2 separate regions of the Homo sapiens genome follow, and region 2 is linked to region 1. A link is a loop called in an ENCODE intact Hi-C map of the cell type or tissue named here. Cell type or tissue: HCT116. All regions are shown on one strand. Links, peaks and the distances in the headings refer to the core of each region. The heading gives the core; the rest is flanking DNA. Region 1 has its middle 340 kb from the start of MIR4500. Region 2 has its middle 170 kb from the start of SLITRK6.

Evidence for each region. Peaks named below come from ENCODE experiments on the same cell type or tissue, not always from the same donor. Only the 100,000 strongest peaks of a DNase experiment are listed, where the experiment ranks them.
Region 2: a loop joins it to region 1, with 2.8 times the contacts of the local background. A loop is called at or near these places in 5 of 110 quality-filtered maps.

What each region holds. Positions count from the first base shown.
Region 1 is chr13:87,273,157-87,275,988 of GRCh38, reverse strand. No RefSeq gene overlaps it. Among named protein-coding and RNA genes, the nearest start is that of MIR4500, 340 kb to the left of the region's middle. In HCT116, for the core only: a CTCF peak has its summit at 1,553 (motif pointing right); a DNase peak (open chromatin) is centred at 1,568.
Region 2 is chr13:85,969,371-85,972,202 of GRCh38, reverse strand. It overlaps the pseudogene MOB1AP1. Among named protein-coding and RNA genes, the nearest start is that of SLITRK6, 170 kb to the right of the region's middle. In HCT116, for the core only: no CTCF peak of the experiment used is centred there; a DNase peak (open chromatin) is centred at 1,290.

The DNA.
Region 1 (2,832 bases), core at 168-2,667:
TTTAAGCTATTTTGTTGTTACAGCAGTCTGAATGAACTAAGACATTATTTCTAATAAAATTTTGTAAAATACTAAAGCAGCCATCCTCAAGTCACTCTTATAATTTTTATGGGTATATGGATGTGTTCTCATAAATTTTAATGCTTAATAGCTTTTTTGGATGATATATGGTTTGTTACCCAAGTTTATAAGAAGATTGCTTGTTATTACTTCCCTGGGATATGGCTCCCCTGAATATCACGCAAGAAAGAGGATCTTATTTTTATTTTTTTTTTGTAACTTGTTTTTTATAATCCAACACAGAATTAAATCAAAATAGTTTCTAAAATAGTAATGTCAAACTCTATAGGTGGAATTGATCCTAATTAAAGTAATTGATTAATATGAATATTTAGTTCATTTATAATATTTCTGAACCTTTCATATGCATTTGATAAGTTCATTTTACTCATAAACAACAAATATTAAAACTTAAAAAAGGTACAGCCATAGTACCACCCACATGGTTTGGATAAAATTTCACTTCAGAAAATAGTGCTTCCATGCATAGCTTTTTCCAACAAAATATTTGTTCTTAAAATATTATGGATAATTCATTGAAATGAGGACATTAATGAATGGCAGATTATATTTTCTTAATATCATCCTTCATATTAATTTTTTTAAAAGATACCAGGAAATACTGGCTGGCTCCAGGACTGAATGAAATTAAATATAATACACAATTAGTATATGTCTTATTCACTCACTCTGTATGTTTCTATTGAATCCCTTCTGTGTATAGATCAATGTGTTGAATGCAAGTGAATAAAACATTCTTCCCATTCTTAAGTATTTTACAGTCCAGCTGGGAAGACACAAATTCAACCCAACAGATAATATAATATATACTTCATGCAGATAGTAAAAGAACAGAAATATTTTTTTAAAATTCCAAGAGTAAATCACTACTTGGAAATTAGAAATGGCATATTAGGGACAGAATTTGATAGTTAGAAAATTGGTGAAGAGATAATACAAGTCCTTTAGGCATGAAATGTAGTTAAGTAGCTCTGACCTATATTTACTCACATGGACTCAGTCACTAAATAATAATTTATTTTATTAATTATTCATATGGGAGACAAATTAATGATCCTCTAGTAACCTCTTGAACCAGGGACACATCCATACATTAGCATATCATATAGAAAGAAACATTAATCTTTATAGCATTGATAATCTCTATAATTCTCTAAGCTTATTTTGAAAACTAATACTGAATATTTATTAGGCAATGTTAACTTTGTAAGCCTCTTGAGGTAGGCAAGGCAATTTTAGATAACCCTGTGGAACAGGTGAGGCAAATTTTAAAGATGTGAAAACTGATGTCATGAGAGGCCTAAATGCAAATAACTCCTAAGCACAGGCTTGGGAATTCAATCCAGGTATTTTGACCCCAGTTTAATTTCTTCTTTTACTATACCACACTGCCTCTTTCAAATAGGCTTAGCATTTGGATACTATGTTCTGTTATTAAAGCAGCTCACCACCCATCTTTTAATATGGGGTAGAAAATAGCTTTAAGCCTCTCCAGGGGGCGCTCTTAACCTGGAAAAGAAGGAAATGCATCACAGGTGAAAGAACAGCAGAACAATGTGACCTGCTGCTAATTTGCAGTGGTATTCATTTGGGTGGGATTTGACATTTCTGGGTAGATGTATATTTGTGATTGATATTTCATTCTTTAAAGCACAGCCTTTAAAACAGCTGTGAAATGCCAAGTTATTAATTTACACATTGCAAAATGTAGTGTTAGGAAACCGATTTACAGCTTTCCAAATTCAACTCCAGGGATACTAGGCTTTTGAAATCAGCACATCATGAAGAAGATTATCCCAATCAGCATAATTCTAAAAATTGCTGCCCAGTGTTCAGCTCTGCATAGAGCTAAAGGAATGAAAAAGGTGGTCAGGTGTAGTCACAGTAGATACAGCCAAAACAGAAAGACATATATACTTTGCAAGGGGCGGGGGGGCAGGAAACATTTTTCTCTTTCATGCACATATTTTTTGTTTTAGACTTAGTTTATTTGGGCGGTGTATGGGACTGACTATTTAATGTATTCTTTCTTGAAATGGTAAAACAATCTCTTGAGAAGAGGGCTTCATTTTAAATAACATGTAAAGCCTGTTTTACAGATCTTCTCCCTGAAATGTATTCATTATTCTTTTTCTGTTCTTCACAGAGTAGATGCGAATATATAACCATGAAAATAAGTAGTACTAACAAATCATGCCTTAGGCATTCCTAAAATGAAAGACTACATGAAATACTTTCATAATGAAGCTTTTGAAAACCAATCCATGAATTGATGTCTAAATTGTATTGGAAACAATACATACTTGAAAATTGCACTGGAGTTTAAACAAATTTTAACTAACTCCCTACATTTTTTTTTCATTTTTAGAGGTTTATATGAACTGGGACATTGATTTTATGGTAAACAAAATATTTACATGGACTTTTTAATTCATTTATCAGTATAGAAAAAGAATAAGAATACCAAAGCAAATAAAGGTACATCTCTTTACCATAACGATATCACTTACTATGTTCCTGACTTGCTGACATTTTAAAGGATGAAGAAACAAAATATTTGTTTAGAAATATGTTACAAAACCCAAATATACTAGCTGCTTACTGAGCAATTTGAATCTTCATAGTAAAACAAAATGTTTTAGCACAGATAAAAATATAGAAAAAATAAAATTTTAATTTGTGTTATTTGAAAATCTTAAATATCATAAAAATATATGTATTGCAAATGACGACATGCTATCAGTTGGATGA
Region 2 (2,832 bases), core at 30-2,529, 1.3 Mb after region 1:
CTTGGGACCAAGCCAAATGTCCAACAATGATAGACTGGATTAAGAAAATGTGGCACATATACACCATGGAATACTATGCAGCCATAAAAAATGATGAGTTCATGTCCTTTGTAGGGACATGGATGAAGCTGGAAACCATTATTCTCAGCAAACTATCGCAAGGACAAAAAACCAAACACCGCATGTTCTCCCTCATAGGTGGGAATTGAACGATGAGAACACATGGACACAGGAAGGGGAACATCACACACCGGGGACAGTTCTAAGCTATTTAAATAAGAAGCTGAGGGAAAAGGTAATACAAACAATATAAAAATCTCTTCAACTAGGCACCCACTTACTACTCATAGTAATGTTGAGAATCTCAAATAGACCTGGTGAAAAACATAGGGTACATGTTCACATTGCTTCAGGAAAATACACAGATTTGGCAAAAGACTAATGCCAATGACATGGAAATTAACACTGGCTTTTCACATCTTTCTACTTAATATCAGAGACAAGAAATTAAATAGGAGGAGTGCAGAAGTAGACATTACTTATCAAGATAGCTTTAGAAGGAGAAGCCAAACATAGGGTTTTATGTATATTTGTCCTCCCTGCAAGATCTAGACTGCCAGCACTGAGCCTCATAGGCTAGTCAGCTGGGTAAATAAAAAATGTGCCATGCTGTGATATTATCTTCACAATTAAGAATACCACTACATTTCATTATATTTATTGTCATTCCTTCTTTCTCATAAAAAAAAAACAAAATATTTTGCCTTTACTTATTAAATAATTTTTTCTTTAAAATACAAAAGAGCTGATTGAACAGCTAGCTATCTCTATATCAGTACATAAATGCATATTTAGAAATAATACATGTTAATTTAAAAGTATTTCCAGATTATGATATATTGCCTCTATATTATTCTTAAAGAATTTTAACAAAACAGTTATTGACAATTGCTGAAAAACGTATCGTGATAAATATATTTTCTCAAATGTTAAATATTAATTTCTATTTAAAATGACTGTGAAAACAAAAATCTTTATATTTTTGAATAATTAAGAAATTTTCAGGAAACATTTTAATTAAGAAAATCAATTGACATAAAACATGCCTACAAATAGGAAAAGTACCTATAATACATCATAAAGATGAAATTTTAACCACAATATAGTGTTAGAATCTATGATTTCCATACATTTTAGGATGATATATAAATCTTATTCTTTGTTTTATAGAAACCAGTTTATTCACACTGAGCAACACATTTTTCATTTGAGAGTAAACATCTCCCTCTTCTGGAATTTGTTTTAAATTCAGGAATCAAAAGATTTTATTTAAAAAGCTTAACAATTTCAGTTCACCATGTAGATATATATTTGAAAGCTTATCAATAGGTTTTATATATAGTAATTGCTCATCAGAGCTTTCAAATTCTATGCAATATAGATTTTATTCATTTAATATTTTTTGCTCATTAATTATAATTTTACTCTTTATTGTAATCTTAAAAGTTTAAGTGAGCAATTAAAATAAGATTTACTAATAATTAGGAATATATACTAATAAATAGTACATATTTATTTTTATATCTAATTTCGTATGTGTGCACTTTGAATTTCGTTCACCTTCATGGTTTTCAGTGTGTTTTTTTGTTATGTTTATTCAGAAAAAGCTCACCCATGAAGTCACAATAAAAATAAATATAGAAGTAATTTTTAAAGTAAACTTAAATACAAAATAATCAAAATACTAAGAACTTTTTTTTCATTTCCCTACGCAAAATTTCAAGACCTCTCAAATATAGCATATATAAAAACATGGCTTTGAGATCTACCTTTTTCATGTTTTAAAATTTTTACTTCTTTAACCCAAAACTGCATGTATTAAAAATAATGAACAGAGCATTTAAAATAAAAATCTGCAAAATCATCCTCAGAAGCCTTAAGAAAACATATTTTTGATATATAATCATAGACTTTCCTAACAATTTTGAAAGATTTATGGGGTAATAAAATCCAAAATCTGTTAAAATATTTTAAAAATTCTTATCAGAAACAACTTTTGTTGCTCTCATAATTACCATGTGATGACCTGAATCAAAATCATATATCTTATAAAATTATACACATGTATTCTTATTCTATAAAAACATTGGCATATAAACCTGCAAATAAAGGTATCCAAAGTGATACAGTTGTTCTAATGTTAAAGAAACTTTAAAGTATATTTTCTATTGACCAAATAGAAGTGAAAGAAGACATGACTAATTATGTTGTTAGGAAATTTGTTTTGGAAACATGTTAACAAATTATTTATAATAATTCTTACTACCCCTTTTGCTGTCACCTGAAACAGCCAAACATGTTTTTTCAGCAAAAGGAAAATAACAAAACTAACAAACTACAGATTAGCCATCGCATACTACAATAAAGTGTAATTCCACAATCACAGGAGCAATAACACATAATAATAAGTCAGATTGGTTTGCTCTAAAGTTCTTACTCTGAAGCTATTAAGCTTACCCACCATTGGGACAATTTTATCAGTAGATATAGATATTGGGTGTCTTTTTATCCTGTTTTCTCAGTTTGTGTCACTAGTTTAGCAGATAGCAATGAGATAGCTCCAGCCATAGATGAAGCTAGAGGAAAACTCTTTCCTAGTACAAATGCTTATCTTTGTTGCAAGCTTCTCAATTAATTCCTGAAGAGGTGTCAACTCATCCTTATCAGTCAGATTGAGCTCTTAAACAAAGAAAATTAAGTACTTAAGAAAGTGTTGAAGTAGGCTTCCTCTGCTTTTGCATCACAGAATCAATGTGCTGCTGATAAATACAG